7 separate regions of the Mus musculus genome follow, and regions 1, 2, 3, 4, 6 and 7 are each linked to region 5. The links are chromatin contacts, found by Hi-C in ENCODE. All regions are on one chromosome and are shown on one strand. Each heading gives the region's core, a stretch centred on a gene start or an enhancer-like site at or near the end of the contact. The rest is flanking DNA. Distances are from core to core; before and after follow the strand shown.

The links. Hi-C counts contacts between places; a loop is a spot of excess contacts on that map.
Region 1: a loop to region 5 is called in a map of regulatory T cell, with 25 times the contacts of the local background. The contact joins the promoter of Oxct1 here to the promoter of Ddx23 in region 5. A Hi-C loop is called at or near these places in 2 of 37 maps with a recorded cell type or tissue (T-helper 1 cell and regulatory T cell).
Region 2: a map of T-helper 2 cell shows a loop between it and region 5 (24-fold over the local background). The contact joins the promoter of AW549877 here to the promoter of Ddx23 in region 5. A Hi-C loop is called at or near these places in 2 of 37 maps with a recorded cell type or tissue (T-helper 17 cell and T-helper 2 cell).
Region 3: a loop to region 5 is called in a map of T-helper 17 cell, with 34 times the contacts of the local background. The contact joins the enhancer-like site here to the promoter of Ddx23 in region 5. A Hi-C loop is called at or near these places in 3 of 37 maps with a recorded cell type or tissue (T-helper 1 cell, T-helper 17 cell and T-helper 2 cell).
Region 4: a loop to region 5 is called in a map of regulatory T cell, with 16 times the contacts of the local background. The contact joins the enhancer-like site here to the promoter of Ddx23 in region 5. A Hi-C loop is called at or near these places in 2 of 37 maps with a recorded cell type or tissue (T-helper 1 cell and regulatory T cell).
Region 6: a loop to region 5 is called in a map of T-helper 1 cell, with 40 times the contacts of the local background. The contact joins the enhancer-like site here to the promoter of Ddx23 in region 5. A Hi-C loop is called at or near these places in 3 of 37 maps with a recorded cell type or tissue (T-helper 1 cell, T-helper 17 cell and T-helper 2 cell).
Region 7: a loop to region 5 is called in a map of regulatory T cell, with 53 times the contacts of the local background. The contact joins the enhancer-like site here to the promoter of Ddx23 in region 5. A Hi-C loop is called at or near these places in 3 of 37 maps with a recorded cell type or tissue (T-helper 17 cell, T-helper 2 cell and regulatory T cell).

What each region holds. Positions count from the first base shown.
Region 1 is chr15:4,025,063-4,028,023 of GRCm38, forward strand. Oxct1 (3-oxoacid CoA transferase 1) reads left to right here and starts at 1,366. Exons shown (of 17, transcript NM_024188.6): 1 at 1,366-1,787. The coding sequence starts at 1,710. It overlaps BC037032 (cDNA Sequence BC037032), which reads right to left and starts at 2,344. Exons shown (of 2, transcript NR_028266.1): 1 at 957-2,344.
Region 2 is chr15:3,994,415-3,997,114 of GRCm38, forward strand. AW549877 (expressed sequence AW549877) reads right to left here and starts at 1,332. Exons shown (of 6, transcript NM_145930.3): 1 at 1,201-1,332. The coding sequence starts at 1,300. Gm2093 (predicted gene 2093) reads left to right here and starts at 1,625. Exons shown (of 3, transcript NR_045740.1): 1 at 1,625-1,670.
Region 3 is chr15:3,231,406-3,234,105 of GRCm38, forward strand. No RefSeq gene overlaps it. Among named protein-coding and RNA genes, the nearest start is that of Gm52192, 17 kb to the left of the region's middle. Within about 2 kb of position 1,306, at least 1 of the 3 ENCODE cell types and tissues checked has a DNase peak (open chromatin) inside an H3K27ac peak, as active enhancers do.
Region 4 is chr15:6,258,651-6,261,366 of GRCm38, forward strand. No RefSeq gene overlaps it. Among named protein-coding and RNA genes, the nearest start is that of Gm16311, 50 kb to the right of the region's middle. Within about 2 kb of position 1,386, at least 1 of the 3 ENCODE cell types and tissues checked has a DNase peak (open chromatin) inside an H3K27ac peak, as active enhancers do.
Region 5 is chr15:98,661,495-98,664,352 of GRCm38, forward strand. Ddx23 (DEAD box helicase 23) reads right to left here and starts at 1,395. Exons shown (of 17, transcript NM_001080981.1): 1 at 1,329-1,395.
Region 6 is chr15:3,506,939-3,509,638 of GRCm38, forward strand. All of the region lies in intron 1 of Ghr (growth hormone receptor), which reads right to left. Among named protein-coding and RNA genes, the nearest start is that of Ghr, 75 kb to the right of the region's middle. Within about 2 kb of position 1,364, at least 1 of the 3 ENCODE cell types and tissues checked has a DNase peak (open chromatin) inside an H3K27ac peak, as active enhancers do.
Region 7 is chr15:3,456,761-3,459,570 of GRCm38, forward strand. It overlaps Ghr (growth hormone receptor), which reads right to left. Exons shown (of 11, transcript NM_010284.3): 2 at 1,170-1,248. The coding sequence starts at 1,239. Among named protein-coding and RNA genes, the nearest start is that of Ghr, 130 kb to the right of the region's middle. Within about 2 kb of position 1,424, at least 1 of the 3 ENCODE cell types and tissues checked has a DNase peak (open chromatin) inside an H3K27ac peak, as active enhancers do.

The sequences.
Region 1 (2,961 bases), core at 116-2,615, about 95 Mb before region 5:
TTATTAAAATGCGCCCCCAAAATATCCAGGATTACTGAGTTCACTTCTCCTATGCAATCAGATGATAGTTTAACTTGATATTTTATTTCCATGTTAAAACCGTAATCTTTACAGGAGACATTTTTGAGTTAAGGGAGTACTGAGGTAGTTGCTTTTCTGTGCAGATTTTTAAATTCCTTATTCATTTGTTTTGGCGCACATACACAGGCATGCACTCGCTGCAGTGCATGTGAGGTCGGAGGAGGACTTGGCTGGAGTTGGTTCTTCCCTGCTACCATGTGGGTCCCAGGGATCAAACTGAGGTCACTAAGCTTGGAGGCAAGTGTCTTTACCATCTCCCCAGGCCAGTAGACAGGTTTTAATTAAACAGGACTGTTCATCCTTCATTGTATCGGCATACTTTTTAAGGAAGTTAAAGAGTCATTTACTGTTGTCATGGGTTTTGCATCACTTCAAATTTAAACTGTTCTTCCAGGACTCGATGGGCTTTTAATCCAATAAAAGGATTTCCCGGGCTTCCAAGTGGTCTTTTAAACTCGGCGGTGAGTGTAGAACGTCCTGAAGAAATGGTTCAGGCCGGTTGGGTGCCAGTCAAAAGATAAGGCTTGAGCCAGGCACAATTGCACATACTCTGGGATAGGCTGCCGCAATAGAAAAAAGTTGGAGGTCAGCCTGAGCCATATATAGAGTTTCAGTGGGACCTAAGAGAGCTAGAGATCCTTCCTCAAACAAAACAGCAAAAAACAAACTCCAAAACGAAAACCTCCAAAACGATGAAGTTAACCCACCACCGAATATTAGCTAAATTTAGTGCCGAGCATTTTTGTGTTCATTGTGTCCCTTGACTGGCTTTTCTCATACAAAACTGCAACAGGAAGAGCATTACAAGGTGAGGGGAATTATACAACATGGACAAGGACGAGGAGGAGAGGAGACAGACACTTCTGTGCTTATACCTGTTCTGTAATTTCTGGAATTGTTGGGACTCCGGTTCCAGGAAAATTCTGGAACACAGAGTAGGATGATGGGGAACAACAGCCCAGTTCTAATCTTGTCCCTCTGTCGGTTAAGCAGGTCATGTCTCATGAGGGTCAGTCAGCACGCTGCTGGGTTTCAGAGGAAACTAAGGGCAAAACCAGACTTGAAGAGAGTTGTGGGTGTTGGGGTTGAGAAATGTTGGAAAGGTGAGCTGTCTAGATCTGGAAGGAGATCTTTATCAGTGACCCTTTGTACCTGTACTCATTCCAGAGGGCGATTTGGAAAAGTAACACGTTCAGTAAGAGACCCTCCAGGCCCTTGGCAACCCGAAACCCTGGTTGATGCCAAGCCTTGCGCGAGGGGAAGGCAGGCTCTAGCGCCCCCTCCAGCCTGAGTGCAGCGCCCGCCGCTGCGGGTGTGCCCGCAGATGAGCTGGAGCCCAGCACCTCCGGCCCCGGCACAACCCGCGGGGCTCGTCCTAGCTGTGCAGCCTTTCCATTCCTAGCCGTGAGCCCCTCCCTGTCTCGCTTCTTGACAAGCCAGCAGGCAGCAAGGGGCGGCACCGCTCTGAGGTCCCGAGGACGTCACTGACGCGCGGTCGAGCCTCCAGCCCGCCCTACCGCTCGCCTTGCCTTCTCTCTTCTTAGCCGGTGACGCCGCCGCGGCCCCGGGCAACCAGCACTCGCACGCACTCCCGCGCGCGCCACCGTCTCCCGCACCCGGGGCCGAAGATGGCGGCTCTCAAACTCCTGTCCTCTGGGCTTCGGCTCGGCGCCTCAGCCCGCAGCTCGCGGGGCGCCCTGCATAAGGTAAATTGAAGGTGCAGGGGGGCAAGAGGAAGGCCACGCGCGGACGAGCTGCGAGCGGCGCGCGCGTTCTTTGCCCTGCCCATCTCCACCGCCTCTGGTCGGGGATCTGGCATCTGCAGCGCCGTGCCCGGGGGTTGGGGGTGGGGGCTTGGAGACGCTCGGGTTTCAGGGTAGCCCCGCCGCCGCTTGTCTGTCTGTCTGTCTGTCTGTCTGTCTTTGCTTCTCCATCCACTTCCCCGCTGTGCTTGCAGCGGTGGAGAAGCGGTCGAGGCTCTGTGTACCAAAGCCACGCAGCAACGCCTTAGAGACAGACTGTCGGCGTCCAGGGACTCGCGTCCCCATCTCCCGCCACTCCTACAGACTCCAGGCTCCAGGCCGACGCCCTTGGGAAGGGGGTCCCCGGGGCCGTCGCCCTAGGTAAGGGCCGGTTGGAGGAGAGGAGCGGAGAAGGGCGGCGCGCTGAGGCTTGCGCCCCACCTGAGGGAGCTGCTGGCGCCGGCTGAGGCCCAGAACCCCGGGCCGGGTTAACCGCTGCTGGCTCAAGTTCACCGCCAAGTGGGCGGATGCTGTGCGCTGCGGAGGCGGACTGCCGCTCCCCATCCTCCCCTTCCCTATATGGCGGTAGAAAGGGGAACCCGGACTGGAGCTCTTGTCACGGGGCGATTTAGCCTGCCAAGCGTTTGGAAGCAGAAGGAGGGCTGGCGGCGCTCCGCTGCAGTTTGCAAACGCCTCGGTCCTTTATTTTGAATTCCTCTCCGTCCCCTCCGGGTTAGAGACTTGCAATGTTCAAAGACCGTAAAAAAACAAAAATCAAAAACAAAAACAAAAAAACCCAAACACCTTGACCCACAGAATGGTATCCTGAGTCGCCCTCCTAGCAGACTAGCTGGTGGTGGATATTTTTGCTTATACATTGTAGAGGGTCTAGCCTCTAAGCACACATTCGGGTTGGATTTGAGTATGGGACCAAGGAACTGAGTGCTGGAGGAGGGTGGGGAGGAGGGTGGATTCACCTTGGAGTGTTCAGTTTGCTCAGGAGCCTCTTCCCGAACCTGCAAAGTTTTCTTTGAAGAGGTTTCAAATTGCAGTCCTGAACTTAAGAAGAGTGCATCACGCAGGGCATTTACTTGCACTGTGTGCTCTTGAACTCCTTCCCCTGTTGCTCATTTCCTTG
Region 2 (2,700 bases), core at 82-2,581, about 95 Mb before region 5:
GGACCAATTTCCGATGTCTATTGATTTTGATGTATGAAAAAGGGCCAAGTATAATTCAAATACATATAATCTGGTGTTAAGTAAGCCCTGTTAGTAATTCTCCAGTAAGATTAACGTCAATGTTGCCTAGTAGATTGTAAAGCAGATAGCTACAGTTATGATTTTAGTAAATTTTCAGATGTATAAACAAAGCCTCCAAACAAGGCCATGGAACACTGAACCTCCTTTCCAGGCCTCCTTTCACAATGGATCATAGAATTCTTTCATAAGAAAATATGAATTACTGTTAGGCTCAGTAATAAGTAAGTAAGACTACCTGAGCTCTGGCTGACACATGACCCAGGGAGGTAACAGTGACTACAAATTCTATGTTCCGCTTGCCACAAACCAAAAGATAAAAAGCCTCAGTGTGGTCATATGTGCTTCATTTAATTATAGAACTGATTCCGTAAATACACCAACTAGTCAATCACCTGGGAGAAATGTTTCATTTCGGTCATCGTATGACTCTAATCACAAGAATTTTAAAGCTCATGGATGGTAAAGGCTCAACATTCAAAAAACAAAAAAAGATTACTGTCGAACCAATTGGCAACTGAGAATTTATAAAAAGCAAACCGAGTCTGATGTCAAAAGAATGACGTATTTCCTAACCTATTTTCCCTTCTAAGAAAATACCTAAGGACTAAAATGGGGCGGGGGGGGGAGCATTAAAATTACACCATAACTGTGTACAATATGTATTTACAGCTGAATTTTGAATTGAAAACAAAGTGGAAATTTACAAGGCAGTAATGAAAAAGTGAACTGTCATGCATGTCTCTCTGAATGCAAAAAAAAAAAAAAAAAAAAAAAAAAAAAAAACAACAAAAAAACATACTGTTCATTTTCTGGGCAGTATGAACATTCCGGAGAAAGTCCGTGTGTACTTTTATTTAAAGTCTACCCTTCTCGCAGATTCGACACCACACATCTGGTCGGATGTAAACAAAAAGGATTTCAAGGAACGTAGAAAACGCTGCATGGGTAACAGGACATCTGAGGAGAGGGCAGATGACTGCCCAATGGGGACCAAGCTCAGCAGTGCCAGCACCAGGGACCCCGCCTCGGACCGAAGGCCGCGCCTTCTGGCCACCGAGCGCAGCGGTCCCCTCGCATCTCACCACCGTCCGCCCACTTCCCTCTGCGGCGCTCCCTCACCGTCTTCCCCCGCGGCTTCGCTAAGGTGCTGTATGTGAGCCTGAGCCAGGTCCCCGAGCTCTTCCACCCGCCTCACCACACCGGACACCGCGGCCGCCATGGCCAGCTCGGGCGCGCCCGCCCTGTCCACGTGACCACGTGAGCCCCAGATCACCTGACGGCCTGGCTGGCGGAGTGGGGGCGGAGCCCGCCCAGCCGGTGGGCGGAGACATAGGCTCCGGGCTACGACCGCCCCGGCCCGCAAAGGTCGTTCCGGGTATTTAGTTCCTCCCAGTGGCCCTCTCCCTCCCACAATCCCGTGCTGCGAGGGGCCAGTCGATGATGTAAGGGCACACCTCTCTCCCGCCTTCTAATTTCAACCAATCGGAAGCCGACCATGCCCCGAGCTGAGCCAATAGGACATCGACTCTCTCCGCGGGTGCAGGGAGATTGCAGCCGCAGCAGCTGGCTGGAAGAGGGCGGTTTGGAAGGTCTGGAAAGAGGATTTGCAGCGGTTGGCGCTGTAGTGAAGGAGGTGGACTAAAATAAAACTTGATTGTAATGGTGGGGGCGGGGGGTGGTGGGGGAAGGTCAGAAACGGAAGTCTGCGGACGGGTGAGATTCATCCAAGCTGCGAGACCTAGTGTGAGGGCAGACAACTTGGCAGTCCTCAGCCTGCTAGCTGGCATAACGCTTTCCCCGAATCTTCACCCTGGAGCTTGTTTTTACTCCGGATTGATCTTGGCTAGCTCACACTTAAAGTACCTTAAATGTCTTGCGACCTAAACGTGGCAGCGACCTCACTGTCTTAGTTCACCTTGAGACCTTCCTGACAAGTGTTAAGTGTTCTTCCGGGTCTTAATCAGCACTCAAGTGGTCAAATTGCTTTGCATTCCATGAATGCTAATTCTTGCCTATGGCCACGGAAATCTAATGCTGTTTTGGCTTTTTGTTTGTTCGTTTGTTTCCCCCGGTTTGGCACAATATATTTTGAATAACTCTACCCTTCATCTTAATTTTAAGGTTTTTGTTGTAGCCTGGTAGAAAATATTTAAACTATGAAAATAGTAATGTGATCGTTTAAGAGTGACTAACCACAGTCACTTTTCTGCAAGTGGCCATGATGACCAGTTTTTTTCTCCTGTCATTTTACTCTAAATGCACAGAGCAAAAAACACGTGCTCTGTGTCTTCGGTACTTGTGTAATGCCCTTACGTACTTGGGAAAATGGTTTTTAATAGAAAACAATAATCAACAACAAATCCTTATGATACTTTATAATGAAGAATCTGAAGGCCAGAAAAATTGCATTCTATAATCAAGGTGAACTACAGAATTCAAACTCTTATGCTAGAGTGTTGACTTACTCTGTAATCCCAGAACTTGAGAAGCTAAGGCTGGAGGGGATGCTGGCAGTTCTAGAGCAGCCAGTACATACTGAGACCCAGTTTACAAACAAGCAAGCATCCCACAGAAATTAAGGACCCATATTCTAACATGCCAAACTGCACTAAATAACAT
Region 3 (2,700 bases), core at 56-2,555, about 95 Mb before region 5:
AACCAAAGTTGATTAAGGAGAGAGGGTTGTGTGGGCCCACCCTCACAGGTTCCTATTCACTTCTCATCTCAGAGAATCTTTGTTACGGTGTGAATTTGTGGGCATGGGCATTCAGAAGAGAATGATAGGTCTCCTGTCCCCTCTTTACTGGGGACAGTTTGGTACATGTTCTTTGTAGGCTTAACACTGTCAGAGCTTCAGCTTGATCTGACTTTTTTTTAAAGCAGATTAGAAATTTCATCTTGGAGGTGGAGAAATGGCTCAGTGGTTAAGAGCACTGTCTGCTTTTCCAGAGGTCCTGAATTCAATTCCCAGGAACCACATGGTGGCTCACAACCATCTGTAATGGGATCTGATGCCCTCTTCTGGTGTGTCTGAAGACAGCTACAGTGTACTCTTATAAATAAAACAAACAAATAAAAAAAATTCATCCTAAATTTCATAGCTCAATCTCAACTTGAAACTCCATATGAAGAACAAAGATTTGATGTAAATTCTTAGCCAAAAAAGAGAAAGTGTGAAAAGAATGGGTTTTTGTAAAACAAGATTTTTGACTTTCAAAAAATGCCAGAGAACACCTGATAGCAAGGGGCTGTACACGTGGCTCAAAAGTAGAGCATTTGCTTAGATAGCATTTTTGAGGTCCTGGGCTTGATTTCAGCATGAAAAAAAAACAAAACAAACAAACAAAAAAACAAAAACAAAAACAAAAAAAACCTGGAGCCAAAATAAAAATTCTCTAAGAGTTCAAGGCTCTGACACGTGTTCTCTAAATAGTAGAAAGAATTATTATTCCACTTGGAAGAAAGAACGGTTAACTGGCTTTCTCTGCACATTCAGTTCTTCCAAGTAAAAGGCCCGGCTGAACAAGGGCCTTCCCTGGAAATGAGGGTAGACTTAAAGGGTGTTGGCTTCCTCTGCAGAGCAGAACAGAGATGGTGCTCCTAAGGTTTTCTAAAGGGCAAGTAAGACGAAGGGACTCGATCCATCACGCATGGCGGCTTATACCTGTGATGTGGGAAGATGATAATAAATTCAAGGGCAGTCTGTCCGTTCTTTTTTAGAAAGGGTGAAAAGGATCAGGAAGCTGTGCAGTGGACAGGCTGTTCCCAGTCCCCTTTGTTTCCAGAGGCTTCTGTGTTTCTGCTATAAAATGGTGCCTTTCAAGTGTATGCTGTAAACAGTGCCCCGCTGGGAGAAGGGGATCCCACGAGGCTGCAGTCAACAAATCTGTATGCCCAGCTGGTCTCTGAGGACCTGGGGGACATGATAAGTGACAGCACATAGGTCAAGGGTCAGTCAGTGAACTTCCTAGTGTTGTTCCTGGCAGCAGCACATTAAAGAGATCTAGGAACTCAGGAGACAGTTTCAAAGCCCAGCAGCAGTTTTTCTTCCTGTCTTCCTTGCCATTTACTGGAGTCAGCAGGTTGATGCCTTAAACTTTGCTGACTGTTTGTCCAGATTGTGGAAATGATACTATTTAAAACAGGCATTTTTAGTTTTATGTTTGAGAAGTTCTTTTTTTAACTAAAACTTGCATTTATTTTGTTTTTCCTCCTCATATTTATCAGTTTTTTGAAACCTCCTCATAACATTTTTTATCACATTCACCCCTTCCCAGACTCCTCCTAGATCCACCCCCTTTCCTAGCCACCCATCTTTGTGTCCTTTTTTATTTCAATAAAAGAAAGTTATCGGTGGTTTAAAGTATATAAGTTTTATTAATGGGAAATTTGGATGGAAGAAAGCATTTGGACTATTCGCTGAAACACAGCGTCCTTTTGGGTTCTCTAATGAATTAACTCGTTTAGCTACTGAAAGTTGAGGAAGAGCCAAAGGAGGCTTGGCTGGACCTGCTAGAAAGGGAGGAAGGCAAGAAGCCACTGCCCCCAGGGCACAGGCAGGTGAGAGAAAAGCAAGACAGGCACAACAGGAGGAGGGGCAGGAGCTAGGCTCTTCCTGCCTGCACCACCTTCACTAAATTATCCCTCCATTACACCAGTGAACAGGTCTCCTTCCTGGCTGCAGGAGTCTCCAACCTCCACCAACAGTTATGTTCAACACAACTAAGTAACCAGTACCTTGGGAGTCTGCCCATGACTAGCTTATTTTAGCCATATTTAAGCACAGCACAGTCTGGTGAAGACTTATTCTGATGATAATGAACTCAATCTTGTATGCATGTTAAAACACTTATAAATCTGTTTGAGAGACAGTAAGCTAAATAAAGACTCTTTGCAAAGTAAGTGTAACGCTTTCTGTCTAGATAGGTTCTGAAGACTGGCTGAGAAGAGCAAGGGTTTGTGGGAGGGTCTGGTGTGGTTTCTGGCCACACAGACAGCACAAAGGACACCAGGCTAGAATGCACATCCATCCATCCTCTCGCAGCCTTCTGGATGGAAAACAGGTACAGCATTCCTTCCCTTGATGGAATTACCCTGTAAGCTAACAAACATTCCAGGTTCCCCTAGTACTTATTGATAGGTTATTTCTCCGCAGCCAGTGAAATTAGCCAAATTAGATTAGATTAGGTTAAAGGCAAGTTTATTGGGAAGCTGCTCTTGGGTGGGTAGGTTCACTTGCCTCAAAGATTGAGGCCAGTGGAGTTGCCATGGGGAAAGGGGAGGGGAGGGGAGGGGAGGGGAGAGAAAAAGGGAACAGTCACAGAGACAAGGAGGAGAAAGGGAGAGGAAGAAGAGA
Region 4 (2,716 bases), core at 136-2,635, about 92 Mb before region 5:
AAAGGCATATAGAATCCTGTTTGTAGAAAATCTTACACAGAGATTTGAGACATAGCTCTGGAGTAAATAATACTGGTTGGACCCAGAGAAGACCCACAATCAATCCCCACAACCCACAGGGTGGCTCACAACCCTCTGTAAATCTAGTTCCAGAGGATCCAGTGACCTCTCTTGGCCTGCATAGGCACCAAGCACACCCACGGCATGAAGGGCTACATTCAGGCAAAACACCCATACAGATAAAATAACATGTGTTTTTGAGAGAAAGAAAATGTTACACTGTGAAATGCTTTTGGCTATATCTGATCTCTACTGTCAATGAGGCTGACATTATTGTATCCTATGCTACAAAGGCCATCTATATTCCATGCACTGGACGGGCAACCGCATGGGTATGCGCATGCCTGCATGTGGATGTGCATGTATGTCTGAGTTACGTGTGTGTGTGTGTGTGTGTGTGTGTGTGTGTGTGTGTGTGTGTTTGTGTGTGTGTTAGAGGACAAAGTTGACTGTCTCCCTCAGTTGTTCTCCACCTACTTTCTTTTATTACTATAATTATCTTTTTTTATGAGTACACCGTTGCTCTTCTGATACACCAGAAGAGGGCATTAGACCCCATTACAGATGGTTGTGAGCCATCATGTGGTTGCTGGGATTTGAACTCAGGACCTCTAGAAGAACAGTCGGTGCTCTTAACCGCTGAGCCATCTCTCCAGCCCCCTCCACCTACTTTTTAAGTTATGGCCTCTCACCGAACTCAATGATTTGCCTACAGTCAGCTTCATAGAGTCACCTGCCTCTGTCCCCAACCAATGGAATTACAGCATGGATGGCTTTTCATCTGGGTGCTGGGGATCCAAGTTTACATTGGTTGCTGTGCTTTCATGGGGCACTTTACCAACTGAGCCACTTCTGTAGCCTCCAGGCTGGTCTTTGAACTCATGATTCTACTGCCTGGACTCCGTGCGTGCTAGACTGACAGGACTACACTACTATGCTTGCTGCACTACTCCTCCCTTCCTTACCTATTGTCTCCATAGTGACAACTCTGTGTTTTTTTCCTTTGGAAATATTTTCATTTCCTCACAAAGTTTGACTTAAAGTTATCTTGACTCAGAGGTTGAGCTGTCCCCAGAAGATCCCCCTCTCTCACTGAACCTATTGCATGTGAACACCAGCCATGCCAAGCACTGCATCTGGATGATAAAGTGTTGGAGCTGAGATCAATACAGGAAAAGTATAAATCCCAGTATCTTCCTCTTCCTTGCTTTTCCTGCTTCCACCCTGAGCTTGGTGCTCAGAATCGCAAGAATCCTGGTAAAGACACAGGAAGGTCATCCACCCTAAACAGATGGCTGTTCGGAGCTGTTGATGAATGGTGAGGGTGCCCCCCAACCAGAGGCAAAGGACAAAGGCTTAGAAGGGGATTGGCTTGAGGCTCCTGCCCAAAGTGTCTGTCATCAATCTCTATTGTCTCGGTGATTCCAGCCAGGAATGGGGAATGTGTCTCCTTGTTGACACAAGACCCTGGTAGAACAAAGAAAGTTGATGACATAAACATATCCTTTTCCCAGCACTTGACTTGTGTGTGATTTAACCTTTAACTCTTGCTTGTTGATATAGGTGAGATGTCAAATATTTTCTCCTGGGATGTTGGCAACTGTTTAAAGTGTTTTCATCACCCCTTCACTAAGGCAAAACTAGGCTGGGGCTAACAGGGTCATTGTAATAGATCTGTTCCCCACCCTCGAGTCTCAAGCTCACTCAGCCACTTCCTCCCAACTGAAACAGGAAAGTGGTGACAAAGAACAGTCTGGTAGTCACTGTACATCTGCAATTACTCAGTCACTTCTGGCTTTTGAAGGAATGAATTTGTAGCAAGGGAGAGAGAACACTTGAGACCATGTGACCAACATGGAAGTAATCCTTTAAACTGCAGCATAAGCAAGAAGGCACACACAGCCTCTGAAGCTGCTCTCTGTTCCTGCTTGGTTTTTTAACCCTCTTCTCATTCCTTAGACTTGGGGGTAAAGAAAGCTTTTTACTGTTTCCAGATCAAACCTCTGCCTTGGAAGAACAAAACAGGCAGGTTCTGTCCACTCTGCCCTCAGGAAGTCCACCCCAACTGATTCCAAGGCTGAGCTAACCCCTCTTGTTTACCATCCGGACAAATATTTTAAATGGATATACTTTTGTTTAATGTTTAAGTCTCAGGTATAAAGTTCTTTCTAGTTTTGTATTAGTAAGACAAAGGTCCTTCTCCTGCCAAGAGGAAAGTAGAGGAGGAGGGGTGGGTAAAATTCTCAGGAGCACAAGTTTATAAATTGCTTTACTGAGTGGACATCCCTGTACCTTAGAAATCAGAATTTCTGATGAAAGAACGGACACTTAACCCTCTAGCAAATAATAATACATGTGCGATTTATAGCTAGAAAGAACAGCTTTGATAAAGTAAGCATCAATTGTTAGGTTTTTGATTTTTTTTAAGTCTGGAACTTGGACTCATATCTGGGAAAGGAAATGTCTGTTTCGTTAAAGAAAATGGGTTCTGCCAAATGCACCAAAATAACAGCAGGACGAGATGGGGTGGGATGGGCTGGAGGAAGGGCACTGTGTGACTCAGAGGAGCTTGGCGTCTATAATTAATATTTTAAGCTCATTACTTCACATTCAAAACAGAGTTATATGGTGGTCAGAGGGGGAAATACACCCAACC
Region 5 (2,858 bases), core at 145-2,644:
GTGGAAGTTACTGGTGACTTTCACTACAGCTGTAGGGAAAAAAAGGAAAAGGAAAACAAAATAAAGACAGGGGGCTGGGGAGATGGCTCAGCGGTTAAGAGCACTGACTGCTGTTCCAGAGGTCCTGAGTTCAAATCCCAGCAACCACATGGTGGCTCACAATCATCTGTGATGGGATATGATGCTCTCTTCTGGTGTGTCTGAAGAGAGCTATAATGTACTCAATCCACTAAATAAGTAGATTTTAAATAAGAAAAAGAAAGAAAGAAAATAAAGAAGACACTAAGCTTGAATGGCGTTTGTCTGGGACAGAATGAGAACTGTCAATAGAAGCAAAATACACTGTTAGGGGCCCGTGCAAAGGCATGTGACTCTCAACGTCATCTCAACGAGAACATTTGGAGAACTTTAAGCAGAGTATAATACGACCAAAAATTACATTTGAAAAGAATTACTCTGGTGACTTACAAGGAAATATGTAGACTTGGTTTTTGTTTTTTTTTTTTAATTACAGAAAATGCTTAATAGTCTACAAGTGTAATCATAGCACTAGGAAGGTGAAGGCAGTACTGAGCGTCCAAAGACAAAATGGACTAGGCTGCATACTGAATTCAAGGCCAGCTTAAGCTCCAAAAGACCCGGGCTCCAAAAGACCCTGGCCGTGCTTCCCAGTTCTCTGTAGGGCAAAGGCCAATTGTTTTCATTTAATTGTTCATCAAGCGCTACTATATATGCAACATTCAGCTGTAGGCCCCGTGGAAACTACAAAATGAAATTCTGTCCACAGGAAGCAGCAGATGGCACAAGACACGCCAAGATAAGAACGTTCAGGCGAAGAATCCAAAGTTGCCGGTCCTTTCCATTCGTAAAGAGGATATGGAAGGGCCCACAGAGGAAGTGGCTCGTTTTAAAGTACGAGTAGAATTTGAAGATGTGCAACTGTGGGTTAGGGTTAGAACTAATCTCCGGCCGAAGCACTAGTTGGCAACCCCGAGCCGGAAGGCATGGGGTGGGTTCTGGGAGCACATTAGAGTTCCTGTCTGGCCGAAGTAAGGAAACAAGAATTAAGTCAGACTGACGTATAACAAGGGCGATGTCCACGGGCCAAAGTCTAGGCTCATAATACAGTCCTGGAAGTGGCCTGTGCCCTGGGCAGCCAACACTGCTCCCGGGGCCCGCGCCCCTTTCACTCTTGCCCGCCGGAGCTGCCCTGGCTCGTGCCCCTTCCCTGAGGCGTTCTTCCCCTTCCGGGCTGAGGCTACGGCTATCTTCCCGCTCCTCACCCACTCTCCAAACTCGTGGGAGCCGCCTCCACCGCCAAGACTCACCACCCCGCGCCTGAACCGCCTAACGCGGCCTCAACGTCGCCGAACAGTCGCCATCTTTCGCGTTTCCAGATCACGGAGGAGCACCCAGGCCGCGCGGCAAGCCGGGAAAGGGAGTTCCTGGGCCTGCACCACGCGAGCTGACGAATAGGCCCTGAAAACTACCAATCCCAGAATGCACGGCGCGAGGGCCGGCCAGGCCGTAAGGTCTTCTGGGTAATGTGGTTTGCCAAAGGTTCGGTGTTTGTAGGAGAAAGAATTTTCCAAGTGTTGTCTTTCTACTTACAAGGTTCTTCCGCAGCAGTCTTTCTGGAATCTTCTAGTAGGTATTGCAGTTGATTTCAGTCAAAGCTGGCAGCTTTCAGCGAGAAAGTTTATACGGTAACAAATAATTTGCTTTTTTTTTTTTTTTTAAAGATTTATTTATTCATTATATGTAAGTACACTGTAGCTGTCTTCAGACACACCAGGGAGTCAGATCTCATTACGGATGGTTGTGAGCCACCATGTGGTTGCTGGGATTTGAACTCTGGACCTTTGGAAGAGCAGTCGGGTGCTCTTACCCACTGAGCCATCTCGCCAGCCCCCCCCCTTTTTTTTTGAAAAGTGTTTTTTATAAAAATTGTGAGAGAGATTATTGCCTCCGTGGATGAATGGAAGATAATGAACTAAAGATTAGTTCACTGGAGTAGCTTAGTACTTCACAATGAAGGTAGTACAGTTTTCACAGTAGAACTACTCCAGTCACAGGAGTAACCTTGGGGCCCCGGCAGGATGAATGCCTGAACAACCCCAGGGTACCCACTGTCCCCCTACTCCCAATAAATAATAAACTAACATTTCAGAGGTTTCCCTGGAAGGACTTCCCCCTCAAGTATCTTACTATTTATTCAACATTCCTCATGGGACCTTGCTTCCTCGTTTCCCTGGTCTTCAGGAACTGCCCACTTGGGCTACTTGTTATTGTTGATGTCTTCCTTCAGGTTCTCCATACATCAGTCCACCGAATTTTTCTTCTAGTCGTAGACCCACTTCCTTTCTCTTGGGTTCAAACAGTACCGTCAGCACCCGCTGAAACAGAATACAACATTGTGCGAGGTAGGATGGTTGAGATTAACCAGGGTACCCACTGCCTCCTTTTACATTTTCCATCCTCGGGTTTGCTTTAATCCCACATAGTTGTTGGTCTTTCTACTTTAAATTTATTCTATTTTTATCTGCATTGGTGTTTTACCTACATGCATGTCTGTGTGAGGGTGTCAGATCCCCTGGAGCTGAAGTTATAGACAGTTGTGAACTGCCCTATGGATGCCGGGAATATGAACCTGGGTCCTCTGGAAGAAAAACCAGTGCTCTTATCCACGGAGTCATCTATCTCTCTAGCCCCAGGTCTGGTTTTTCACTCTGGGTATTTTTTCAGTTCTCAAACAGGGTCTCAGAATACACCCTAACTAAAAAACTCAGCTACGCTGACAGTGGCTCAATGTCCTATAAGGAGACTTTTGGAGAGCTCTTGTAGCCTCTGATATTGCA
Region 6 (2,700 bases), core at 114-2,613, about 95 Mb before region 5:
GAGCTAAACACATATTTCACTACAGTTGACACCCTGCAAGCTCCCTCCAGTGTAGACTTGGGGCTAAGAACTAGTATTCTATGCAGAGCCTAGTGCATCTTAGATGTAAAAAAAACAGCTGTGGTAGTTCTTAAACACAAAGAATTGAGTCTTTGAGAAGTACCCATTATTGAAGATGAAGTCAAATAATGGAATACTTCCCACACTGACTCCCAGTGCTTTATAATTGTTTCAACGCAAATAATTCTAAAATATAACCCACACATCTCTGTCTTTTATAACACATGCTACTGAGCTTCATCTTCTCTTAGTGGCTTTAAAAATGTCATTGTAAAGGATGTTGTGGTGGTTTGAATAGGAATGGCCCCCACGGACTCATCTATTTGAATGCTTGGCCCATAGGGAGTGGCACTATTAGGAGGCATGGCCTTCTTGGAGTAGTGTGGCCTTGCTGCAGGACATGTGCACTGTAGGGGTAGCCTTTGAGGTTTTATATGTTCAAGGTAGGCCTAGTGGGGCACACAGTCTACATCTGCTGCCTTTACATCAGGATGTAGAACTCTTAGCACCTTTCCGGCACCGTGTCTGCCTGTACACTGCCATGTTTCCTGCCATGATGATAATGGACTAAACCTCTGAATCTGTATGCCAGTCCTAATTAAATGCTTCCCTTTATAAGAGTTGCTATGGTTACAGTATCTCTTCCCAGCAATAAATCCCTAACTAAGACAAGTGTTAGCCATTCCCCTATGCCAGGAGCAGGGTTCATGTACAGCATTTATTTTTGCTAAGGTTTTTGTTGCCTTAGCAGGTCAGGGGTAACTGATATTCTTGCTGTTTCTAGCTCCTTACCTTCCCAAAGTGACCACGGGGTGAATTACAACAAATTCCCAGGAGTAAAAAAACCTCAAAACCTACTTTCTCTCATATATTCTATATGCTTAGAATTGTTTAGCAAAACTTGACTCTCAGAGATAAACCAAAGAGTGAAAATTAGCCTTTCACATTATTTTGCAATTGTGTAACATTTGCTGAGTGTTAGAACTGTACGCTGCACATACTCTGAATGGTTTTCTCTTGTGTGACTGTTTGATTTCATCCTCATAAGAACACGACAAGGTAGGTTCAAGTGTGCAATTATCTGGATACAAACAGATGTGAGGCAGAGAATTCAGAGAGTTCTGATTTAAAGCCAGTTGACTTTACCCCCAGAACTTTGCTTGAACCACTACAACAGAGGCAGGAACATGTTAGGCTGCAGGCTGTGGGCTGCGTTATCCACAGCTAGGTTTTGTTTGGCTCAAGAGCCAGCAGTTCTTTGTGGGGCGGGGCATTTGCACCTGGGCAGCTTGCATGGTCTCTGCTAGAAGGGAGCACAGTGCTGCCTTTCCTTTCACTTGCTCAGCTCTGGAGTTTGCATGAAGACAGGGACGTTCTCTTCTAATTTGGACAAGGTTGGGGGGCAGATGAGCTAGTGACATGCATGGTTGCTAACAGTAATGAAACAAATTTCATGGCTTATTCACACGAAATTACAAATGTCTGGCTTCCATGAAAGGGGCACAAAAGGATGAATTAAGACCAAGGCTCCAGGTAATGCGGTTTCTGGTTTCTCTAGGAGGGGCTCAATCCACACATTCCTGGGAAATGCCAGGCAAGCTGTTTTTTGTTTTGTTTTGTTTTGTCTTGTTTTCCCCAAGCTGTGACCTCTGTATAGCACATTCTGGTATTTCCTTTTAAAACCCACTCTTCTCTCCTTCTTATAAATAGTCCACTCATGATGCCACAACTCAGTTCCTCCCTTATGCAAATGAACAGAAAATGTGTAACTTCCCTGAGCTGACTGACTCCCTCAGGTGACCAACAGGGTGGATTCTGTTTTCCTGTGCAAGCTGTTTTGTAGGACACACTGTTCTCTTGTTCCATGCCTGGCAGAGAAAAGAAGAAGGAAAAGGAGAAGGAGAAGGAGAAGGAGAAGGAGAAGGAGAAGGAGAAGGAGAAGGAGAAGGAGAAGGAGAAGGAGAAGAAGGAGAAGGAGAAGGAGAAGGAGAAGGAGAAGGAGAAAAAAAAAAACCACACACATAACTTTGCTCTTGGTGTCTACTGTCTGATAGCTGCTTTGCTTAGAGCACTTCCCTATCTACAGGAAAACTGTGTGCATAGCCATTTGCATGTTAAAGGCATCTGTGTTTGTTGTTGTTGCTTTTGATGGCAAAACAACCATTGCTCAGGCTTGTAGCTTGTGGGCCACTGGCAGAGAAAAGATTTTACTGAGTGAAAGGCCCTCATCTGGTGAGTGCCAGACACTTTCCTTCCCAGCTTGAGCTTCAGCACATGGCCCTTTGTCTCTGCCAAGCCAGTGGGATCCAGTCATTCCACATAGCCTGCCTGTGTCCTAACCACAGGGACGGCTGCCCTGGCCTGCAGAGACACCTGATACACAGTGAGGACACTGACAGCATCATCGCCTGGCCTCAAATCTGGCTAAGGATACACTTAGCCATTGCATTCCTCTCTGGAGCTTCCTTTATTTGACTTAGAGACGGAGGGAAATCGTTTCACCTTTTGGATCTCTGCTTCATGCCCAAGATGCAAATGAGAGCATTGGAACCTCTATTCTATCAAGTTCTTCTGAAGACTTTCAGTGTTTGGACCAGAATTTTGACCTTTGGTTTTTTAAAATAGACTTCTTTAGTGATA
Region 7 (2,810 bases), core at 174-2,673, about 95 Mb before region 5:
TGTAATTCTCTGGCTCAGAACCAGGCTCTAAAAAGCAGCCATGGGAAAAGCGGCTGAAGTGGAGCCCGTGACTCTCTCTCCCTCCACGTCTGACTTGTATAATATTGACATTATAACACCAGAAAAACCCAAAAATATTACAAACAATTATGATTTCTTTTCTATAAATATTTTTGGGATTGCTTTAAGAAATCAAATAGTGCATTCTATTCGTTCCCCTTTCCAAGTTGCTCCTAACACAGTCAGCAGCTCACTACTGGGCATTTATTTTTGGTCACAAGGTCAGCGGGACATCTTAAGGTGTTAAGTCGCCTGTTAAATTGTGTTTTCCAACATGAGTTGGGTGTTGAGTAAGGGAGTAGGCTACACTTAAAGCAGCAACAGAATCCAGAGGCACAGCATGGCAAAAACATATTGTTTCTATTCTATCCTCTAATGAAACCAGGAAAGAAAACTGCCTCGTGCTCAAGACAGTCTTCAAAAACGTCCGCCAGCCCTTTGTAAGGACACTTTTTTTTTTCTAGACAGACACCCCCACACCCATTTGCATTATTCTTTGTTGTTTCTGCTATGACATGTGAATCTGAAAATATTGAGACAACCGGGAGAGTATAAAAGAAAAACATAAGGGAACATAGTCAGACAGCTAAGGTAGCTCACAATTTCTGGGTAACGTTGGTCACCTAGTTTGGGTGTCTTTTTCCTCTGGAACTCAGCCAAATGAATGATTATTCAGAGAACAGGGGCACAAATTCATTGGAAGCCTGAGATTTACATCTCAGGGAATATGATTAAGGGGACTGCATTCCAGGCTTTGGAAACAGATTCTGCTATGCTTAGTTACAGATGAGCTGAGCGATTAGTAGGCTAATGATGCTTTGGTGTGATTTTAATATCTCTCCCGGAGACCCGGCTTGTCTTCATCATAAATGTCCCCCTGTGCATTACGTAACATCAATTTCCAATAGGAAAATGTCAGTTGCCAAAGCCTACGACTCTTGCCCCACTTACACATCCCCAGAATGGCTCTCTCCTGGGTTATGAATTTAAAGCTAAGACAGGTTTCCTGTTTGCTGTTAACCTAAAACTTAGACGATTTTGTTCAGATTTAACACAGGACTGCTTTGTTTCTTTATACCACACAAGGAGAAAAGGAATGTAGAACTCACCCTCACTTCCAGAAAATGTGCTGCTGGTGACTGCCAGTGCCAAGGTTAAGAAGACCTGACAAAGATCCATACCTGAGACCTGCAAGACAGAAAAGGGACAAGGTCAAGGCAAGCAGCCACAGACCACGGTCTTGATATAACATTCAAAGCCCCGTGAAGTCGTGAGTGTGTGGACAAGAACGTTGTGGAAGAAATCTTAGTAAGTCTAGCATTGCCTCAGACTTCAGAAGTGCCCCATGTGTCATGAGGATGCACAGCGTGTTGGAATTCTCTCTCCATCCCATGAGCTCTTTCCTCAGGAAACAGAATGAGCAGTGCAGACTTTCAGGTCCTTGGCTTCCAGCCACTGGGTCACCTCACAGCAAAAGACCCACAAGCTCAGCTCTAATAACAGGGCCTAGTGTATTTTCTTTTAGTTTCATCTGGAGATAGAAAAAAATTGCTCAGCACAGGGCTTTGAATAAGACAAAAAATAAAATATAAAATAAAATAAAAATCTTCTATAATACTATACTAACATTTCTTACACCTCTTTCCCAAGGACCAAAGGAGCTTAATTTATGTTTTACAAACACTGTACTGATCCCAGGGAGGTGTAACAAGAGGGAAGCTGAGAGGTGAGAAATACCTTTCAAACATTAAGGGAACCCTGGGAATGACTGTGTGCTCTGAAACACCCAAGCATATGTTCACCAAGAGCCACCAGTCTCCATTTTTCTAGTGATTTAGAAGCCCAAGAGTGGCTGCACCTTCAGTCTTTCGGTCTAATGAATGAGGGACTTGATCAATGGGCTCTGTAAGCACATGCCTTTATCTGAAGGAAATACACTTCTTTGGGAAAATAACCTATGGTGACTATGTCCACACTTCTCTAGAGACAAGGCAGGATGGGTGGTAAAGAAACTCAGTACTCAACTCTTTGGGGAAGGATTGTTGCATTTGACAACTATTGCCAACCACTTTGATGCTTAGTCCCAGTATTTCCATAATACTGCCCTATTTACAAGTCACCTTATCAACACTCCACCAATTCTTCAATGGCCTCCATGGACTGATTTCTTTTCTCTTCTCTTCTCTTCTTTTCTTTTCTTTTCTTTTCTTTTCTTTTCTTTTCTTTTCTTTTCTTTTCTTTTCTTTTCTTCTCTTCTCTTCTCTTCTCTTCTCTTCTCTTCTCTTCTCTTCTCTTCTTCTTTTCTAACATTTGCAAACTTGACAATACTGATAAAACTCTTCCTGTTATCCCTAATCATAGTGAACTGCTGAGCAAGAATGTTTGCTTTCATGGCTCTACAGGTGTGGCTCTGGTAGCAGCCATGGAATCCTGAAGAGCTATAAAATGTCAAATGTTCTACATGTTCCTTTGCAGACAGAGGACAACATTTCAATTCCCTGATCTCCAAGTAGTTTTACTTTAGAAAACACATCTCTATGCAAACCCAGTATTTTCTTGTGTCTGAATATATTTGCATGCTTCACACCCTCCCTCCCAAACACTCACCCTTGGAATTTTTGGTAGGATCAAATGTGAAAATTAACTGGGAGGTTTTCAGGAAGTGGGATGTTACTGCAACCCACCATCACATTTTGATATTTAACTGGAAGGTTATGGGCTGACAGCTTTGCCTCATTTACTTCACAAAT